2 separate regions of the Mus musculus genome follow, and region 1 is linked to region 2. A link is a loop called in an ENCODE intact Hi-C map of the cell type or tissue named here. Cell type or tissue: heart. All regions are shown on one strand.

Region 1 (4,000 bases), 590 kb after region 2:
ACATCATACTGAACAATACTCATTTTGTAACTAAAGGAAAAGACTTCCTGAAAACACATCAGAGGGTACTTTGCAAGAAATTTTAGTTGGACTTAGTTGTAAACACTGTAACATTGACCTCACTGGAGAGAAAAGTCCTGCATTGGTGATGGCTATTTTGTTTCTGTCTAGTGGCATACATACTTCAGAAACAGATGTTGCTCATCTACTGCTCCTCCAAACCATCACAAACAAGATTTTTTTTTCTACCAGTCAATAAACAATTTAGAGGTGTTTACATTCCTAAGTTTTTCAGCTACTTTAGAAATGAGTACATTGGAATACGAACAAAATTGCTTTTGGTAGTTCACACTGTTTTCATGTGTATCTTTGGATTCTCAGAAGCAACCAAGTTTCTAGTTACAGTGTTCCCGGAGATCAGTGGAGTGCTGGCTGGATTACTATTTTGTATTTAGATAAAAGGACAGTTTACACCTAAATTTTAAGATTTCAGTCGAGTGGTGATGGCTCAAGCCTTTAAATCCCAGCACTTGGGAGACAGAGGCATGCTAGATCTCTGAGTTTCAGCCACCCTGGTCTACAGAGCCCCAGAGCATCCAGAAATAGAAACACCCTGTCTTGAAAAGAGAAAAAAAAATAAATAAATATAATTGTAGGTACTGTAGTGACTCGTTTATAATGCCAATTTTACTATAGGTAGTCAGCGTGGCTCGGCTTTAAACTTAAAACCTCGACACCTAGACGTCAGCCTATAGTATTGGTAAAGCATGCTATTTTCTAGTGTGTTGTGTGGGATTTGCGGACACTCAGTCCCAACGTGGACTGTGGGAGAGAAAGCTGTTTCTGCTCTCCAGTAAAGCGTTTGGGAACATTCAAAATGCCAAGGCCATGACATCACATGTTCTTTATCTTCTTGATAGGAAAGCTGGTAAATGTTCTGGGGCAAGTGAATTTTGTAAACAGGTCATTACGAAGATATTAACAAGGTTTACGGGAGCCTGGTAAGACCTTCGTCACCACAACTCAATAGGGCACTGGAGAGATCAGGACTGGACAGCCGCACTGTGCCCCAGGGAACTGGGGGAGGCAGGGCAACTCCTTCCCCCCCACCTCCACCCAACTCGCTGACCACGTGGTACCGCAGAGCGGCAGACAAGCGACGTTAGTGTCCCCTGCCCCAGCTAGGAAAAGCCGCGGCTTTTCCGCCAGAGAGCATACGCTGGGACTAACAAGTTTCGGGTTGGGACTCATCCAGCCCCGAGGAGTGTCCACTGATCAGTTTCTGGGAAAGCCAGCAGGGAGCCGCGCTGGGCGGGGGAGAGAACCGGGTGGAGCGGAAGTGCACAAACCGGAAGCCGTCATCTAGCCCCGCCCACCCGCTCGCGCGGCGCCCTCCTCCCATCCTGTGGGCGTGTCTAACTCGCTCTCTGGCTTCTGTCCCTGCGAGCGCTGACGCTGCTCCTCTTCTGGTCCCCGCAGCGCCAGCCTCCTGTGACGCCAATAGCCGAGTCCTTATCCAGTCTGGCCGTGGGCCTCGGGGGTGGGCTGAGTGACCAGTTGCTTCTCCTGTGCCTTGGCCTCCAAGCACTTAAATTGAACAGTTTTTAGAGTTTCTTCAAACTTTAAATGTACCCATTTCTTGTGTGAAACTATTATTAATCCCCTCCCAAGCTGGGGGCTTCCGTTGAAAGGAAACAACAAGAAAATAGGTCAATTAGATGTATTTGGAAACGTTGAGCTGTATTTATGCCTTCCCTCTAAACTGGAGAGAGCGTGGAGGCTTTCTGTAAGAAGGCTGGGATAAGACACCTTAGCCTAGCTTGAAAAGATTAATGTAATTTTTAATTTTCTTTTGGATTGTCCTATCCAAGTATTGCGTCTTGAAAGGCTGGACATGAAAAGCAGCTGAGTTTTAGAGAATAGTTAATTGTCTTAAAAAGGCCAGAAGGCTAATTTAAGTGAACAAAAGCCACCGCCTTCAGGCCAACTTGAATAAGGCGCCTTTAAATAAGCGGTGTCTGAGTGTGCCCCACCCCCACCCAGGCTCTGCCTGCTTTTGTCTTTTTTCTCTTTACTACTGTTATTAGTTCACTTCCTAAATTCCCTTTTGTCTCGACTCCCCTCCCTATTGCCACTTCCTTTGTTTTGTTTTCAACACTATCAGATCTTTGGCTGCTTTCCTGATGATTGAGCTGTCCTTTTTATCCTGCCCTTTAAATCCCCACAAACCTAAATTGCAGGGTTAAAGAAAACATGTTCATAAGGGTGTCAAAAGACAAAGAATTTTCATATAGTTGTTTTGTGTATAAGTCTAGAATTGGGCAACATTTCATCTATAAAATGGGTGTTCTGATAGACGGAGGCAGAATAAGTTAGTTTTATGAAGAATGGAGTGCTGATGACCCGTGAAAGAGCAAACCGATTAGACATTTCACAGTGACTGTTCTTGTAAGGCAGGAGTGGAATTCTGACAGTTGACAAAAACAAGCAGACAAAACCCCCAAACCTAATTGGTTAACATTATTTTACTTCAGGTCGCCTTTAGTGTTAGAATAGAGAGAACTGACTGGTTCCTGTTGAGACCGACCAGTCAGGAACTTGCTCCAGACTCTTGGGAAGATCAGTTTAGATTTGGAGATGTGGAATTGATGTAACTGATTCCATTTTTATATTCAGTTGGTTGTATTCTGGCCTAGTACAGGCCATTTAAAAATTATTCTCTTATACTGTACAGAACAGTTTCCCCTCTCTCCGCTTCTCCCAGTCTCCCCTCTCCCCTAGATCCATTGCTTCTGTTTCCCTTGAGAAAAAAAGCAGGCCTCCCAGGGATATCAACAGAACTTGGCATAACAAGTTACACACAAGTTGCAATAAGACTGGGCACAGACCCTCAGATCACAGCTAGAGGAGGAATTCCACTAGGAGAAGGGTCCTAAGGGCCGACAAGAGTCAGGGACAGTCCCACTCCCGCTGTTAACAATCATAACATTTATACAGAGGACCTAACTCAGACCCATACAGGCTTCCTGATTGTCGCTCCAGTCTCTGAGCCTCAACAAGCCCTGTTTAGTTGATCTGTGGGCTGTGTTCTCATGGTGTCCTTGACCCCTCTGGGGCCTACAATCCTTCCTCCTCTTCCTCAGGGCTCTCTGAGCTCCCACAGGCCACTGTTTTTTGAGGAGGGTTTTTTTTTTGTTGTTGTTGTTGTTGCTGTTGTTGTTTTGAGCAGGGACAAAAAGTTCACATGCATATGGAGGCTGGGGCTTTAGCTCAGTTAAGGCCTCCCTTAACATGGGTGAAGCCTTTGACAGAGATGCTTCCCACTTTCTACTGTGGATGTTCGGTGAAAGGAGAGTGCCTGGGTGGATGGAGAGGGAGAGGTGGGCCAGCTTGGAATGGGAAGTGGGGATTCTAAGTGTAAATTACTTAGAATCTAGAACAGGAGAAAGTCCAGCGGGATGAACAGTGGTTTGAAATGTTAGAAAACGGAATTCCAAATTAAAAACAGTTATTGTGGGAAACACACGTTTGTGATGTGTTTCCTCCAGGGATTTAAATCAAGTTGCAACTCGAGCTACCTCAGAAGTAATTAACAGCACTTGTGTGACAACCTGAGTTTGATCCTGGACCCCATATGGTGGAAGGGGAAAACGGACTCCCACAAGTTGTCCTCTGACCTCCACATGAGTGTGCTCCCATCCTACAAAATAATATGTAATTTAAAAAAGAGAAGCTAATGTCTAATGTAAAACAGGTAGTCGTTAACTAAAATATAATAGTGTTGGCTTGACGTCCTAACTCATAAATCAAAAATGTTGATTTTTAATGATAGTTGGTAGCTGGATAATGAAAACAGAAAAAATAAATAAATAAAGGGGGTGGGGAGGAGTGGGGGTCCTAAACCTTTTTTTTTTCCTAAGATAAATGGTTCCTGGATCTGTGTATTTTGGCGTGCCTATGTCTGTATCATCATAGAAGCTCTGTTAAAAAAAAATTCTGC
Region 2 (4,000 bases):
CCTTCCAGGAAGATATTCTACTCTGAAGTCAGATGATACAGAGCCCTCCCACCCACTACCACAAGTAATTGACATTTCTACCTTAGCACATGCTTTAATCCAAATTCAAGAAGCTTGGCTACAGGAGCTAAAATAAAGATAGCATCACCAATCTTCACTATAAAATCTGTAGTCTCATATATACGCTCTATATCTTTGATCTTATAAATGGCACCTACTTAATGAATTTATTCTTCTTTGGGAAACAGGAAGAATGCCACATTAAAGTATAGCCAACAACATTCTGATTTCAAAGACTAAATGAATCTAAACTGTAGGAAAGACACTCTTACGCTGCTCCAAGGAAATCAGGCACAGTAAGCTGCACCTGAATGCTAAAAAATACTCAGAATCAACACAGCTATTTTTAACTCTGGCATAAGACCCAGTGAGCTATGGTATGCTTTTATTCTGCTGATTAAATCATCCCAGTGACATCTGAGCAGGTCTCCCTAACTCTCTTCGTGCCATGACCTGAAACAGAATCACCTCCAAAACAACTGGGATGGAAGTCTGACGATCCAATCCATGATGATACCCCAGCTCCCATGTTACATTAGGCTACATAAGCCAGAACCATCCAAATGTCTTTGAAGCATTTCTAGTCTACCACATACTGGTTATTGTGAAATAATTTAAAAAAAAAAACTCCAAATGTATTCATTACCAATGCCTCTACAAAAGCTTCACTAGTAGAAAATTTAGCTTAGGAGAGTATTTCCCAAGCAATCATTCTTCAGGGACAGCCAACTATGACAGGAGAAAAGAGTAGACTAAACAGAAATTGTTACAAGCAGATAATACTGTCAAAAGAGTTTCAGGAAACCAAGAAGAGTCCCACTTCGGAGCTTGAATCTCTAACTCGCCATTGCTTATTTCCGTCCCTGAGTGGCAAAATACAAACATGCCAAAACAGTTATCAATGGAGCTTGAAGACAAACTGTTGCATCTTTTCTTACATCAAATCTCTTGGAAGCAACATAGCCTCTGGAAACAACTTATCAAATCTTAATGAGTCTCTGATCTGTTATCCAGATTAATCATGAGTCTAGACCTGGGTAAAACTATCTTTGAAGAAAATACTAATAGCACTCATTTCTGTTGTTGGCAAGAGAAATTTTATAATATGCACTTTATACATCAACCTGACAACTTTGAAAAAGCTAAGTTAACAAATGACAGAGAGGTCTCACTCCCAGTTCTTGGACTGGGACTCCCAGTGCTTGGACTCACTTGTGATGACCACCTGAACACCACACTGAAAAAAATCCTGAGACATATCCCAGGAAGAAAAAACAATACACACAGCAGACTGGTGTAGTCTGAGACCTATTTGCCATTTCCAATATGACCATCTCCAAAATCTTAATTTATGTGTCAAGTACTCTGAAATTTAGGTAAAAATAATATGTACTCCAATTTAATATTGTCCTACACAATTCAACAAAGGCACTTTTAGGGTTAGATTCTCCAACTTTTATTCCTACTCAAAATTATGCAAAACCAGCTATGCAGCCAACCCTCATTACTGCTCCCTACAACAGGCCTTTTTTGCCATTTTAATATCGAGTCCTTATTTTTATAAAGTATTCAAAGAAGATAATCAGTTTGTTAATGTTCAGTTCCTTTCCAAACCACTGTAGAAGCATTGTTCATTAAGTTACTTGGTGTTCCTTAAATTAGGATCCACTTGATAAAGTCCTTCCAAGGGCCAGTGCCAGGAAGCCTTCCTTTCTGCAGGGCTTGCTTGCTGCTTTCCATCAGAGTAAAACCAGCATGACCTCACATGCTTCCTGAGCACTCTGACTCACAAGTAAGTACAGTGCTCAAACACTAGAGGTAATTCCACAGTCCTCATTTAAACAGCTTTCCTTGCTTTTAAATGCTGCTTGGTCTTATAAAATTCTATTACTTCATAAGGCTCACACAAAGTCTTCCTGGAGGAAATGCAGTGAAAGTCCCACAAAGCACAGTGCTAAAGCTTAAGATCCATGAAAGTAAACTATGCACCATGCTGCTATTAAACACCTGGTACACAGGGTGGCCTCAAACTCACAGATTTGCTTGCCTCGCACCAATTTATTTCATCAATTTGGGACTCAGGCAGTTCATACTATGTAGGGTTTTTTTGTTTTGTTTTGTTTTGTTTGGGGGGGGGGTGTCGAGGTGGGGGTGGGAGGGAGAAGAGAGTTAACAAACATACCACCACAACCTCAATCAACAAAGGACAATCCCAGTTCTTTCTTTCCCCCAGACAGTGTATCAAGTATTCATACATGCATGGATACCCCTGGGGAATTTCAATATCAAAACTACTAAAAATGTTAACATAATACCCTGTACCCTACAGATTTGGGTTAAACAACATACAAGCTCTGTTGCTTCCTAAATTCCAGTAAAACAGTTACTGGCATAAGCTTCCAACTTGGACAGTCTATTACCATGGATCTATGTATCAACAAACAAGTCACCAAGCCTTCTAATGCCTGTTTTCCTTGGGTGTAAAATGGAGATCACAACAGCACCTACTCTCTCAGTCTTTGTGCCTGTGATTATAATTATATCATCTGTCTCCCTTCCCTTTTTCTCTACACCCCCTCCCATGAATGCCCCTGGGCTCCCTTTCAAATTCACAGCCGTTTCCTTAACTGGTGGTGGTGATGGTATATGTCATGCCTATTCCTAACTATATAAATACCACCTGTTCTGTCTGTCTGTTACTATGTTTACGTTTGCAGACCTGACTATTTGGTACTGGATAACCAATGGGTGTGAGCTCCCCTGGTGAAGACGGACTATTTCTGCTGCTCTTAGCATTCCTAGTGGCCTGTAGCTCTTTGTCAGGGCTGGGGCCTCATGGGTGTTCCCCTTCTACATCAGACTATCAGTGTCTTCCTTGTTCACGTCAGCCGTGTTGATGAGATTTCATGAGTGTAACTTCTCTGACATTTTTAGTGGATGAGAATCTCACAGCAAACTTCCTGTTCCTTTGGTTCATAGAGAGCTCCCTCTTCAGCAATGATTCCTGAGCTGTAAATGCAGGAATTATGTAGCAGATACTTTACATATAGGTACTCTTTGGAATAAACCAAAGAAAACACTCTAGTGGTTAACAATTCAAAAGTCAGCCATTACCATCACCACTGCTACTATTTACACAATCCCAACATCTTTAATGAGAATTTAAAAACGGACTTCCTACCAAGGTTTCTGACTACCACTTTAAATAAGGAGTCAAAGGGGGTAGAGAGACAGATTAAGAACCCAGTAGCCATGGCCCCACCTGTTATCCTGTATTACACCCTGAATGCAGTCCTGTAATTCCAGCTCTGAGAAAACAGAAGATGACAAGGTGCTGGCCACCAAGCCTTGTGGGCTGCTCCAGGTTCAGCAAGACCCTCAAAGAACACAGTGGAAAGTGACAGAGGAACTACTACCTGATACCTGACACGTCTTCTGGCCTCTAATGTGTAAACTTATGTGTATACACACACACAGACAGACAGACAGACAGACACACACACACAATCAAACCTTTCGTCTTTCTCCTTCCGGGACATCTTCCTATTATCAGCTTCAGAAAGCTTTCGAGTCACTTCTTTGGAAACAGCATCCTCCCTCTTCTGTGCCACTCTGAAAGAGAACACAGGAAGGAAAAGGTCTCCACAAGCTCTAGAGATGAAAGTCAGTCTCAAAACACACTCTGCACTCGTGTTTTCTACTGTCAACTGAGTGACTCTTTATATTTCAAGAAAGTCAACTAAACAAAAAGTTCCGAGTTTATTATACTACACAACCTAAGAGAAGTTCAAGAACTTCTCAAAATGTGGTTTCTTAGTTATGGGATTTGATTTCTGCTTGAAAGGAAGCATTTTCCAAAGCTCAAGTATTTAATATGGGTATAAAAGTCAAATGCTATTAGCACAATTCAATTAGGAATACTGTAACTACATTTTATTTT

What was found. A loop is a pair of places that touch in the nucleus more often than their neighbours do. Peaks named below come from ENCODE experiments on the same cell type or tissue, not always from the same donor. Only the 100,000 strongest peaks of a DNase experiment are listed, where the experiment ranks them.
Region 1: a loop joins it to region 2, with 2.5 times the contacts of the local background. A loop is called at or near these places in 3 of 42 quality-filtered maps.

The regions. Positions count from the first base shown.
Region 1 is chr3:65,973,466-65,977,465 of GRCm38, forward strand. No RefSeq gene overlaps it. Among named protein-coding and RNA genes, the nearest start is that of Ccnl1, 17 kb to the left of the region's middle. In heart, a CTCF peak has its summit at 1,961; DNase peaks (open chromatin) are centred at 1,426 and 2,036; H3K4me3 peaks cover 1,932 bases; H3K27ac peaks cover 3,395 bases.
Region 2 is chr3:65,384,159-65,388,158 of GRCm38, forward strand. It overlaps Ssr3 (signal sequence receptor, gamma), which reads right to left. Exons shown (of 5, transcript NM_026155.3): 3 at 3,574-3,672. Among named protein-coding and RNA genes, the nearest start is that of Ssr3, 6.4 kb to the right of the region's middle. In heart, no CTCF peak of the experiment used is centred here; a DNase peak (open chromatin) is centred at 1,773.